Linked DNA regions of Homo sapiens: regions 2 and 3 are each linked to region 1. The links are chromatin contacts, found by Hi-C or POLR2A ChIA-PET in ENCODE. All regions are on one chromosome and are shown on one strand. Each heading gives the region's core, a stretch centred on a gene start or an enhancer-like site at or near the end of the contact. The rest is flanking DNA. Distances are from core to core; before and after follow the strand shown.

Region 1 (4,297 bases), core at 1,339-3,838:
CAGCCGCCCCGTCCGGGAGGGAGGTGGGGGGGTCAGCCCCCCGCCCGGCCAGCCGCCCCGTCCGGGAGAGAGGTGGGGGGGTCAGCCCCCTGCCCGGCCAGCCACCCCGTCCGGGAGGTGAGGGGCGCCTCTGCCCAGCCGCCCCTACTGGGAAGTGAGGAGCCCCTCTGCCCGGCCAGCCGCCCCGTCCGGGAGGGAGGTGGGGGGGTCAGCCCTCCGCCCGGCCAGCCGCCCTGTCTGGGAGGTGAGGGGCGCCTCTGCCCGGCCGCCCCTATGGGAAGTGAGGAGCCCCTCTGCCCGGCCACCACCCCGTCTGGGAGGTGTACCCAACAGCTCATTGAGAACGGGCCATGATGACAATGGCGGTTTTGTGGAATAGAAAGGGGGGAAAGGTGGGGAAAAGATTGAGAAATCGGATGGTTGCCGTGTCTGTGTAGAAAGAGGTAGACATGGGAGACTTTTCATTTTGTTCTGTACTAAGAAAAATTCTTCTGCCTTGGGATCCTGTTGATCTGTGACCTTACCCCCAACCCTGTGCTCTCCTGAAACATGTGCTGTGTCCACTCAGGGTTAAATGGATTAAGGGCGGTGCAAGATGTGCTTTGTTAAACAGACGCTTGAAGGCAGCATGCTCGTTAAGAGTCATCACCACTCCCTAATCTCAAGTACCCAGGGACACAAACACTGCGGAAGGCCGCAGGGTCCTCTGCCTAGGAAAACCAGAGACCTTTGTTCACTTGTTTATCTGCTGACCTTCCCTCCACTATTGTCCTGTGACCCTGCCAAATCCCCCTCTGCGAGAAACACCCAAGAATGATCAATCAATAAATAAATAAATAAATAAATAATAAAAAAAAAAATAAGAAGCAGTGGTAAGCCAGAGCATACACAGCCTGGAAAGCCTGTAAGGATGTTGAGGTGAACCCTGAGAGCAAAAGGAAGTCCATGGAAAGTTGCTAGATAGAGAATGAAATGACTGTGTTTATATTTGTAAGTGTTCGCCCTGGCTGGAGTGTGAAGATTAGATTGGAGAGGTGTGGGGAATCCAGAAGATGGGTGGAGAGGTTAGCCAGAGGGAGGATGTGACTTGCATTGCACTAGAGGGAAAGGATGGATGCCAAAGCACGAGAGTTTGCAGGTTTCAAGGGAGGGCTGTCAGACAGCATCCATTTAATAGCTTGAAGCAAGAGACTGGTCATTTGCTGAGATTTGGGGCTGTGGGAAGGACCTACGGTTTGAGACATTCTGAAATGCTGACCAGAAAGCCCACTGTTGGGGGAAGACAGGTTTAGTGGGAAGGGCAAATTGAGAGACGAGGTCCACCAAGCAGCTCTCAGCAGTTTGAAGGCTTCAAGTTGTTATTCATGCATATCATGGAACAAAAGAATAACAATGATTAACCATTAATGCCATTTATATCCTAATTCAGAAAGCTTACTGGATGTCAAGTACATGTTAGGCATATTTTGGTATAGCTGATCTCATATTATCCTCACAATAACCTTCCCAGTGAAGGGTTATTATCACTTTATAATTGAAACATCTGTGGCTCAGAAAGGTTAAGAAACTTGACCAGGCTCACCAAGCCAGAAAATGAGTTCTGTGATCTATGGAACGTATCTGGCTTCATTCAGAGCTCTAACGGTACAGGAGTTACCATTGTTCACCCTCCTTAAAGAATGAGCATCCAGCGGGACTTTAAAATAACTGTAATTTTTTTTAGTGAGAGACAAGGTGCTTACAAGCAAGCAGCTTGCAATCATGAAGCCTGGGAATCACTGAAGCAAATCTAAGTGCTTAAACTTAACTACAGGAAAAGGAAAGTTAAGTTTTCGGTTCCTCAAATTAATATTTTCATTGTAATGATAATTTCCACTTTTAGTTTGCCGTTTACAAGCCAATTTTATTTTTTATTGCATCTATCTATCATCTATCTATAATTTATTTATTAATTAGAGACAGGGTCTCTCTCCGTAGCCTCAGGCTGGAGTGCAGTGGCGTGATCACAGCTCAGTGCAGCCTCGACCTCCATGGCTCAAGCGACCTCCCACCTCAGCCTCCTAAGTAGCTGGGACCACAATCCCATGCCAATAAGCCCGGCTAATTCTTGTATTTTTTATAGAGGGGCGGGGGCGGGGGTGGCTCACCACGTTGCCCAGGCTGGTCTCGAACTCCTGGCCTCAAGCGACCCTCCACCTCCGCTTCGGCCTCCCAAAGTGCTGAGATTACAGGCGTGAGTCACCGCCCTCGATCTCATTTAAAATATAACTGAGATTTTCCAACTGCTTCACTGATTTGTTAACTAAGTGAACTCTGCTTGGACCCCTCCCCGATTCCCGGTACTGGGACAGGGAAACGAGCCCTAGAGGCGCCCGCAGTGATGTTTGCCTGTTCTCTTACCGAAGCCTGTTATGAGGAGCAAAAAGCAGAATGTCCAAGAAGGCTCTTTGAAGATGTCTGTGAGTTTGCCTGGGGACAGCTCCTGGAAGGCGGTGTCCCCGCGACTAGGGCGAGCCCCGGATTCCCCATCATCCCGGACTCCCCAACACCCGGAGGCGCGGCGCCACGAACAGGACCAAGTAGGAAATGCAAGACCACGCGCCAGAAACGCGGAAGTGGCCCGGAGACAACATGGCGGCGCCGGCGTCAAGTGCCCTAACCCCGGACCGGCGGCCTGGTACGGTGGCCTGTGGGGGACGCCACATTAAAAGAACAGAGACGCTCATCCTGCGCCTGGTAGGGCGAAGTGGGGTCCGGTAAAGCGACCTTCAGCGCAAAGCTGAGGGGGCGCAGGGACCTAACAGCAAGGACCGCAGGGGGAGGCCACCCCTTGCTGGCCAGAATCAGAATGAAGAGACAGACGATAATGCCGTTCATTCTGGCCGTCCCGAGTAGCTGGGACTACAGGCGTGCGCCCACCACGCCAGGCTAATTTTTTAAAAATTTTATGGAGACGGGGGTCCCACTATGTTGCCCGGGCTGGTCTTGAACTCCTGGCCTCATGTGATCCTCCCACCATGGCCTCCCAAAATGTTGAGATTACAGGCCTGAGCCACCGCACCTGGTCATTCAACTATTATTTTAAGCCACACACTTCTGCATAATAGAGCATGTATTATTAGTCTACTATTGCCACACTAAAGAGGTGTAACAAAATGCCTCCCAAACTCAGAGGCGTAACCCAACAATCGTTTATTCTCACTTATGCATCTGCAGGTCACTGATGTGGGCTGAGTTCAGCTGGACGTGTCTCCAAGCTGAAGATTGGGTCCCTGTCTTCTCCATGTCTCAGCTTCCCTGGACCAGTGGGTCAGTCAGGGCGTGTTCTTCTCATGGTGGTTGTTCACAGAAAAAGCGGTCTTGATCCAGACCCCAAGAGAGGCCTCCTGAATTACACGCAGGAAGGAATTCAAGACAAGTTGCAGGGTACGGTGAGAGTTTATTGAAAGCGCCTCCATTACAGAGTAGGGCGTCCTTAGGAAGCAAGCAAAGGAATGCCCCGTCTTTGTTTTAGCTTTTTCTTTTTTTTTTTTTTTTGAGATGGACTCTTGCTCTATTGCCCAGGCTGGAGTGCAATGGCACAATCTCGGTTCACTGCAACCTCTGCCTCCTGGGTTCAAGCAATTCTCCTGCCTCAGCCTCCTGAGTAGCTGGGATTACAGGCGCCCGCCACCACGCCTGGTGAATTTTTGTAGTTTTAGTAGAGACAGGGCTTCGCATGTTGGCCAGGCTGGTCTCAAACTCCTGACCTCAGGATGATCCACCCGCCTCGCCTCCCAAAGTGCTGGGCCACTGCGCCTGGCCATTTTAAATTTTTCATATATAGGCCGGGCGCGGTGGCTCACGCCTAATCCCAGCACTTTGGGAAGCCGAGGTGGGCAGATCACAAGGTCAGGAGATCGAGACCATCCTAGCTAACACGGTGAAACCCCCATCTTTACTAAAAATACAAAAAATTAGCCGGCTGTGGTGGTGGGCGCCTGTAGTCCCAGCTACTTGGGAGGCTGAGGCAGGAGAATGGGTGAACCCGGGAGGTGGAGCTTGCAGTGAGCCGAGATTGCGCCACTGCACTCCAGCCTGGGAGACAGAGCGAGACTCTGTCTGAAAAAAAAAAAAATTTGATATATAGGGGTTTTGTCTATGTAAAGGCTAAACTAAGCTGTGTCTTTGTGCATGTGGTCTGACAGCATGACAAAATTTATTATTTTATTGATTTAAAGAAAACTCTCCTTGACATTTTAGTGTATAAGTACATTAAAGCATAACTATAATTATCTTGAAAGCATATATTACGGGT
Region 2 (4,678 bases), core at 189-2,688, 330 kb before region 1:
TAATAATTAGCCAGATGATGTGGTGCATGCCTGTAGTCCCAACTACTTGGGAGGCTGAAGCCAGAGAGTCGCTTGAACTCAGGAGATCGAGGTTGCAGTAAGCTGTGATCGTGCCACTGCTCTCCATCCTAAATGAGACCCTGTCTCCCAAAAAGAAAAAAATAAAATAAAAATAAAAGGATATACAACATTTACATTATTCCACAGATTTCCTGTAATCCAGGATATACAACATTTACATTACTCCACAGACTTCCTGTAATCCATCCCAACAAATATTTCCCTTCTAAGTATAACCCCTGTGTTGACACCATGAATTCATTTTGTCTGTTCTTGAACTTTGTATAAATGAAATAATGGAGTATTGATGTGCACTTTTGGGTCTGGCTTTTTCATTCAGCATTTCTGCAAAATTTGTTCATATTAATTCACCTATCAGTCTTTTTGTGTACTTTTTGCTAAGTAATATTTTATTGTATGAATATATCACAAGTTATTTTTCCATTCACCTATTAATATTACACCTGTCTTGTTTCTGGGTTTTAGCCACTATGAATAAAACTGCTGTGAACCTTCTCATACATATTTGTAATTGTTTCTAGAGTTTTAATTCCACCTTTTTAAAACCTGAAAGATAATTTTTAAAACAATGATTTTCTGAACTATTTTATTGATGTCTGTCTACACAATTGTGTGTTGTGTCCCACACTGTTGTTTTGGGTTCACATTATTCTCTGCTGACGTGTCTCCTTTAATAGGGAATATTGGTGGCTGGTGCATTCCTGCTGTCTTAGTTTTGTCTTCCTTCTTGAATAATAACTTGAAAAATCATTTATATTACCCTCAACACTGTGAAGATACCACCTCATGGTCTTCTAGCTTCTGTTATTGCTGATGAGAAATATATGGGGCTGTTTAATTCCTATTCCCTTTTAGCTAATCTGACTGCTATTTCTCTCTGGTAGCTTCTAAGATTTTCTCTCTGGAATTTTTATTCAGCTGTTTCATTATGTTATTTCTAGGTGTGGTTTTATTTTTATTTAACCTTCTGGCATGGGGAGAATACTTTTGATCTAAGGACATATTTGTGGTGATGGAACATTCTCAGCCATCTTCTCCTCAAATATTTCTTGTTATTTCTTTTCACAATTCTCTTCATTATTCCCTTTATTGCCTGATAAAATTTCTATTAGGTATGTAAGTTCTTCATTTATTACTCTGTAGATCTTAAATATATATATATATTAAATAGTTTAATATTTTATTACTGCAATCATGTAGAATGAATTTATCTTTTGACTGTTGATTTTGTTGGATGCCTTTCTTAATTGTTTTTGTATGTTTTAGAATTTTGGCTTATTTCTCCCTCTCTCTCTCTCTCTCTCTCTCTCTCTCCCTCTCCCTCTCCCTCTCTCATTTCCCCTCACTCCCCTTTCACAGTTGACTTCACCACAGGCCCAGGTCTTGTATTGAGGACAAGGAAATACTGCCCCATAATGCTGTTGAGAATATTTAAGAGCAGTCAGGAAACCCTTTGTAGCTTGGCTTTATTGCAGCAAGTGTGTATGTGCTATTTATACTGGCCTATTTTTATATTTTTGTTTTGTTTTTATATTTTCATGTGTTTTTATATGTTTTTATGTTTTGTTATATTGCAGCAAAGAGGAGGACCTGAACTTCCAAGGCCAACTTGACTGGAAACCCTCTAGTCTTTAATCCATAGAAACCTGACTTCTGTGCCCCCCATGCCTAGAAAACTACTTTTAAAAAGAACATTAGTGGTCACCACGTTGGTAAAGTATTAATAAATAAACATGTTTTAGTTCTAATCATACTTGGCTTTTGGCATGCTTCCTGACTACACTGCATCCCCCCAAATGCTCTGTTATCTTGGCTCCCACAATAGCACACACTTTTTATTTTTAAAAGGTTGTAAAATACACAAAACATAAAACTTATTATCATAACCATCTTTAAGTGCACAGACCAGTGGCATTCCGTACATCCCCACTGCTGTGTGGCCATAACCCATCACCACCATGTGTCTCCAGAACTCTTTTTATCTTGCAAAATTGAAACTCAATACCTGTTAAACCACAATTCCCCATTCCCTGCTGCCCCCTGCCTCTGGCAGCCACCATTCTACTTTCTGTTTCTTTTTTCCAAGACTGGGTCTCCCTCTGTTGCTCATGCTGAAGTGCAGTGGTGTGATCACAGCTCACTGCAACCTCGAACAATCCTCCTGCCTCAAGCAATCCTTCTGCCTCAGCTTCCTGAGTAGCTGAGACTACAGGCATGCACTACTACACCTGGCTAAGGTTTTTAGTTTTTTTTTTTTGGCAGAGATGGGGGTCTCACTATGTTGCCTAGGCTGGTCTTGAACTCTTGGCCTCAAGTGATTCTCAACCTTGATCTCCCAAAGTGCTGGGATTACAGGCATGAGCCACCGCAACTGGTGTCTACTTTCTGTGAGTTTGACTATTCTAGATGTCTCCTATGAGTGGACTTATACAGTATTTGTCCTTTTGTGACTGGCTTTTCACTTAGTGTAATGTCCTCAAGGCTCACCTGTGTGATAACACATCTTTCTACTGACTTCTTTCCAGTCCCCCTGCTGACTTCTTTCTAGTCCCCTCTTTGTTCATCCATGTCTTCATATTGGTCTTCCTCAGCGTTCCCTCCCGGACCCTGTTCTGTCTTCATCATCCCTACCCCTGGGTAATCTTCACTCTCATGGTGTCAGTTACCATCTCCATGGAGGGAATGGGCCTGTGTTTCTAGCCCAGACCTCTCCCCTAGCTCCAAGCTTTGCATCTCCAATTGTCTGTAGGACACTTTTTCTTGAATGGTTTGTAGGCACCTCCAGATCAGCATGTCCCAAGTTCAATTCCTCATATCTTTTTTCCCCCATAAATAAACTACTCCTTCTCTAGGTTTCCTATCTCATTAATTGACACCACCATCTACTCCAACCCAATCTACAAATAAAGATGTCATCTGTGACTCCTTTCTGCCTCCCTTCCCATCCCCTCCAGAGTAAGCCAGTCAATTCCCATTTCATAAACATCCCTGCATCTAACCCATTCTCTCCAAATCTATTGCATATAACCTACAACAGACTACCACTTTTCTAGCCTGAAAAACAGCCTTCCACCTGGCTTCTGTGCCTCCAAATCTTACGCCTCCCTAATTTATTCTCCAAACTGATACTTCTCAAATGCAAATCTGTAATTCTTTTCTGCTTAAAACCTTCAGTGGCTTCTCATTGCCTTTGACAAAATAGCCAAACTTCTCGGCCTGGCTCCTCTCGGCCAACCACGAACCCATCTGCAATTCGTGTTCCAAAAATGAAACACCCTAAAACAATGAAGTCCACTATTTCTTTCCGGGGTCAAGAGAAGAGCTTAGAAGACAAATTCTAGGAGATGATGCCCTCATTCCTTTAGGAAGGCAAACAATTGGATGATAACTAATTAGCATACATGTACTGGTAAAGTCAGCACGTGACCTGGTGAGCTGGCACCAAGATGAGCTGGTGAGCTGGCACCACGGGGCCTGTGGTGCCTTACACATGAACACGCAGCCTGACAGGAGCTGCAGTCTTAGGTATGATGTGAGAAGGATTGCCCCCTTCTGGCTGTGATTCTGAATGTCCCTGAGTTTTTCTGTTCCCTAGCATGATTAACTCACTGGGACATCTTTATTAGAGCTGGATCCATGGTTACAGTTTATAAAGCAATGAGAACAAATTTGAAATATTAATAATGTCCATTCCAGGAAAAAAAAATTAACCACTTTAAGAATCGGAGGGGGAGGGAAGTAATTTTCTACCTCATTGCATGGGTTTGGAGTATAGCTGAGAGCTATTTGGTATGAATACAAGGGGAAGGTTTGTGGAAGATATTTCAGAATGATTCGATGATGAGGCAGCCTGGCTGAGGCTCTGGAGAGCTGGTTTAAAGATGAAAACAAAATGAAAAAAGAAAAATTATTTTTACATAATCTTTTTTTAAAATGGGGATTTTAAAACAGCAAAGTTTTGGGGTGTTTTTTGTTTGTTTGTTTTGTTTTGCCTGGTTTTAGGTTACCTATTCCTTTTAGAAGCTGTAGAAAGATTTTTACCCTGGAGAGGCTCAAATGCAAAGCTAGATCAAATTTTCTATAATTTCGAGGTATCTGTGGCGTCTTTGGAGCTGTTTTATAAATTCACAGGACTCATGAGCTTCAGGTTAAGAACCTCTGTCTGGGAGTTCAGTGAGAAATAAAAGGATGGAGTCTATTTGGGGAGGATCATAAACACTTTTTTTTTTCTTTCAAAGACAGGGTCTTTCTCTGTTGCCCAGGCTGGAGTGCAGTGGCATGATCATAGTTCACTGTAGCCTCACCTCCTGAGCTCAAGTGAGTCTCCTGCCTCAGCCTCCCAAGTAGTTAGATTACATGCATACACCACCATGCCTAGCTAATTATTTTTAATTTTTTTTGTAGATATAGGGTCTCACTATATTGCCCAGGCTGGTCTCAAACTCCTGGGCTCAAGTGGTCCTCCTGCCTTGGCCTCCCAAGCTGCTGGGATTATAGGCATGAGCCACCGTGCCTGGCCCATAAACACTTTTTAAGAGTAAAGCTAAGCCAAACAACCGAGAAAGGACACAAACATGAATTTTTAATGTAGGGATTG
Region 3 (4,670 bases), core at 1,076-3,575, 380 kb before region 1:
TGGTTGGTTAATAGCCCAACTTGAAATATTACGAAAGAGGGGCAATTCGAGCTGAGATGATTTACAACTCTCAGAATGGGAACTAGTGGTAGAAAATAAAGAAGGGCATTTATGTGCGGCTAATTATATTGAAGGAAAATGAGGCCAGAAGTTGGAGCGTACTCTGGTGTCTGTTACGAGGTAGGAGCTGAGATACGAGTGGGGAACGGGTGGCCTCTGTAGTTGGACTTTTAAGTTAGCAGGGATGGAGTCGAATCTGCGTAATCTTGGAAAAGGAACTTGAGAAATGTCTTCTGAGCTAGGCCAACTAGAGGAAACCAAAGTTACCCCAAATCGTCTGGGTCTTCTGTAGGTTACCCAGGGGACCAGCCCCAGCTCACAAGAACAGAAAGTGGAGAGCATTTGCATGACAGGGAACCACTGTGAGGAAGTGAAAGCACCTTATTTGCAGTAAATCAGGACACATTTATACCATTCTGTGGAGACTGCAGGGAAGAGAGATGTTTCTAGTGGAGAAGGGATGCTAAATTGGATTAATTACATAGCACGCATTAGTACTAATTAAAGATGTGTAATGCATCATTGGTATCTTCTTATTTAGTATGCTCTCAGCTGCTCATTTTCCTTCAGTGAACACAGAAAATATTAATAAAGGCTTTCATAGAATCACTTTAAACTTTGGAATCCAATTCTCCTTTTAACGTGTAGCTGAACCTTTTATGAGGAAATTCTGAACCTTACTCTTTTAGTCAAGGTCTTATTGCACTTATATTTTTAAAGAAGAGATTGTTAAGTCCATCACTAAGGTATTTACAAACGAGGGTTATCTTGCTATCATCTGCTACCCCACTTCCTCAGAAAGGATGAACCAAGCCCATAACCCTTGGGTTCTGTAACAAGTGATGGAGAAACAATGATGAATAGGACAAAGAATCTTTCTTTTGAAAGACATAACACAGAAAGGTTAATAGCTGGCTGGACATGGTGGCTCATACCTGTAATCCCAACACTTTGGGAGGCTGAGGTGGGAGGATCACTTAAGCCCAGGAGTTTGCAATTACAGTGATCTATAATCGTGCCACTGCACTCCAGTGTGGGTGACAGAGCAAGAATCTATTTCAAAAAATAAAAATAAAAAAGTGAAATAGCCATATAAATAAACCACGAAATTCAGCATGGTAAGTGTTCAAGTAGATGGTTGTACAATGTATAGGTGGAGCACAGTGGAAAGAACACTTTGTTCATTTTTAAAGTATTTAAGACCTATTGTGTGCCAAACACTATGATAGGCATTGAGGGAGATGAAGGAATAAGAAAAAACATTCTTGCACCTTTTCTTTGTGTGGGGTAGAAGCACTCTTGAGAAGAAATTAATTTTGAGAATCTTCAGAAGGATTGAGAACAGTCATTATTATTCAAAAACCTCCTAACAGATCCCACTAACTCGGGCCCAGTGGTAGAAGAGAGAGACTGAGAAAGGAATGATCCCTGCCAACGCTTCTGGCCCAGAGAAATCTCTTAGCTCTCTAGGAGCTAAGCTGTGTTGGGTCAGGCAGTTATTTTTCTCTGATGTTCCAGAACATTGCAAGAACACGTGGCCAAATTTGGTTCACTTTAACAGGGGTCACTAGCAGGGCTTTCAGCAAATGTTTAACCAACAGGTTTGCATTTTACTAGCAGTATAGTTACCATAATCTCTCTTTGCTGACAGATTTGCAGATCAGAGGTCAATAGCAGCTTTGAGAATAGTTATTGATTCATGAAGTCAAATATTCCTTAGTCCTTGCCAAACATAGACGCCTTTCTTCACCCAGAGTAACTGGTACGGGGGTAGTTTTTACCTGGAGAAAAGGAATTCTTCTAAGGCCTGTTGTGTAATAGCGTTGTAACAACAATGTATATATTCCTGGCATCTGATTTCATTCAACACCCAGATTCATTGTCTTTCAAAGAATGTGTTGACTTTGCCACCACTTTAGTCATTATTTACTTTGGGATAGATAATGTGAGTCAAAACTTTAAAGGTGGTGCCCACAGCCTACAGATTAAAGAAGCTTCAGGCAGGGAGAAACTAAAGCAATGTAATGAGGAAACAGAAAAATCCCATGTCACCTTTTTAACAGCAACAATCTTGCTTTCAAGACCTGAGTTAGGATTCCTGGCGAAGCCAACACTGGCCTGATGCTCAGGATATTCTCAGGAGGCAAAGTAGATGTAGGCTGCCCCATTCAATGCATCATGTCATGCATACCGTTTCTTCCCTGAGCTGGGAAGGAAATGGGAGTAACATTTGTGATTCACAATTTTATTAATAGCATTCATTGAGCATACCAAATGTGTGATATGCATGTCATTCAATTCTCATCACACAAGCTGTCCTACACAATTGGGACTGAAAAAAGCTCTGTGTCAGCAGCTTATGACAACAGCCTTTTCAACCAGAGCCTCAGTTTATACTTGAGGAAGCTGCTACCCAGAGAGGTTAGGGACAGTTTTCAACGGCCATGCAAGGAACACCAGAACTCTGAGTTTCTGGGCCTCTCCTCTGCTCTACCCATTGCTCTGTTCATTGATAGAGAAATACCTTAGACCTGTGCTTCTCAAATCTTACCTGCATGCAAGTCCCCAGGGATCTTGTGAAAATAAAGATTTGATTCAGCAGGTCTGGGGTGAACCCAAGATTTTGCATTTCCAACAAGCTCCTGGTGGTGCCAGTGCTGTTGGTTCCTGACAGCGCTGAGTGAGAAGGCTGTAGATGATTGTGTGTTCTTCGTTGTTCTCTTCAACGTGACATTTTCAGCACCAGTGGTGCCCTTTTCTATCTTATTATATATAGATTTTGAACTAGTGGTGACATTATATTAAATATGAAATCTGCTAAAGGTTCTTGAGTTCTGAAATAATGCTAAAGGGATTCATATATAGAGCATCTTCTTAGGAAACTTTAAAGCATCTTTGAGTCATTTTTCCTTGAATGTCACTCCTGTCACCATTGAGATATGTACCAGCACTAAGGACCAAAGTGTGACAGATCAAAGCACAGCATTGATTGTGCAATCATTGGCGTACACATATAGACATTTAAAAAAATGTGACAAAGCTTTTAAATATATTTTGGGTCAACACCAAGATATATTTTTCAGAGATGCAGCAGTGTGGTAGTGGTCATTTGCCAGGGATTGGGATTCTGGATTCCAATCTCTCTGCCTCTCCCACATAGCCTTGAGAGCTGAAGCTCCAGCCCTCTAGGCCTCATGGTCCAGATCTATAGGAGAATGGTTGGAAGAGATAATCTGGAAGGCTTATTACTTTCTTGTTTTATGGTTGGTGATGATTAGCATCTTTCTTTTCTAGAATGACCTACCACAAAATGTAGAAAGCCATTTTTCCCTTTGGGTAACCAGGAAGATTTTGATGAAAACAGCTGGCAAATATAAGCCAATTATTGGCTTCTCTTAGCCTGTTGCTATAGCAGAAGGAGTCCTGAATTAGGAGGCTGCAGATACGTGCTGTGTAATATTGGGCAAATTACTCCATCTCTCTGAGTCTCAGTTTCATCATCTGCAAAATGATAGGATTGATGCTCTAAGTCTATTTTAGTAGTAATGATCCATATAATAAATGGAAACAGTTAATGAATTTCTTGAACCTGGTTTTCTTTTCTCGTTTGTCCCCAATCTTTACCCATGATGAAAGGAGTGGGTCCCCAACCATGCCCCCTATCCTTATGGATAGAGAACTCGTGAACTCCTGAAGAACAGAGACATATCTGCTATTCCAGCCTTCCCTCATCATCCTTTGAATAGTTGGCACAATGAATGAATGAATGAGCTGTTGTACCACAGGACTAATAGGAAACAGTCAGATCCATTGAGGTCAGTGCTGTCAATGAGATTGTCCAGGAGCTATAATCATGGGTCTATAGTGGACAGCACAGAAGCTATTGACCACAGGGGCAGTGAAAAGTGTTTTTATCCCCCGGATGCTTATAGGGCCAAGATTATCCAGGATGCAAGATGATGTTATTAGCAAAGGATGCTACTACATCCTTATGTTATTAGCAAAACTGCAATGGTGTTAAGGACCCTGGGAGGGAAGAAAAATTAGCAACTTTGAGATCATCCTCTTTAGTTTTCATTTCAATCTCTAATGCTAAATTTTAATTTGAATTGGGAATTGGGTTTAATCATAAGTGTTTCCATAGGGAACAGGGCCTGTGAAATTTAGAACATATTTGTAGCTGTCTAGCTTGGTTTCAAGAGAAAAATCCCTTCTTTTGGGGAGACTATGAACATCTGGGAATTGTGGGCAGATATAATTAAAAGAATCATAGATGTTAGAGCAGGAAGGATCTTTGTCAATTAGTTCTACCCTTTGTTTTCTGTTCTTCTCATAGGCAAACTTGGGGTGTGGAGGAGGGAAAAGAAAATTAGCTATGCGAGCATTGGAAGCTGCTCCCCTCAGACTTAGTGGTGACCCTGAGAAAACACAGAGAACAAGACCACCTCTAGATCAGTGTTCATTAAAAACACATTTTCCTCGTTGGGTGCTGTGGCTCACGCCTGTAATCCCTGCACTTTGGGAGGCCAAGGCAGGCAGATCATTTGAGGTCAGGAGTTTGAAACCAGCCTGGCCAACATGGTGAAACCCTGTTTCTACTAAAAATACAA

The links. Hi-C counts contacts between places; a loop is a spot of excess contacts on that map. ChIA-PET counts read pairs that join two places held with the same protein, here RNA polymerase II (POLR2A). Pooled maps may share reads with other maps.
Region 2: a map of MCF 10A shows a loop between it and region 1 (7-fold over the local background). The contact joins the promoter of LINC01897 here to the promoter of ATP8B1-AS1 in region 1. A Hi-C loop is called at or near these places in 1 of 168 maps with a recorded cell type or tissue (MCF 10A), 4 of 37 single-sample maps with no recorded cell type and 5 of 50 pooled maps. POLR2A ChIA-PET finds 5 or more read pairs at or near these places in 1 of 52 experiments (MCF 10A).
Region 3: a loop to region 1 is called in a pooled map, with 9 times the contacts of the local background. The contact joins the enhancer-like site here to the promoter of ATP8B1-AS1 in region 1. A Hi-C loop is called at or near these places in 1 of 37 single-sample maps with no recorded cell type and 5 of 50 pooled maps. POLR2A ChIA-PET finds 5 or more read pairs at or near these places in 2 of 52 experiments (HEK293 and Panc1).

Annotation. Positions count from the first base shown.
Region 1 is chr18:57,628,622-57,632,918 of GRCh38, reverse strand. It overlaps ATP8B1-AS1 (ATP8B1 antisense RNA 1), which reads right to left and starts at 2,588. Exons shown (of 3, transcript NR_164148.1): 1 at 2,401-2,588. RefSeq lists enhancers at 1-49, 2,327-2,816, 2,340-2,840, 2,887-2,936.
Region 2 is chr18:57,958,387-57,963,064 of GRCh38, reverse strand. LINC01897 (long intergenic non-protein coding RNA 1897) reads left to right here and starts at 1,438. Exons shown (of 2, transcript XR_007066389.1): 1 at 1,438-1,563; 2 at 1,659-1,829.
Region 3 is chr18:58,010,951-58,015,620 of GRCh38, reverse strand. No RefSeq gene overlaps it. Among named protein-coding and RNA genes, the nearest start is that of NEDD4L, 31 kb to the left of the region's middle. RefSeq lists an enhancer at 127-356. Within about 2 kb of position 2,325, at least 4 of the 41 ENCODE cell types and tissues checked have a DNase peak (open chromatin) inside an H3K27ac peak, as active enhancers do.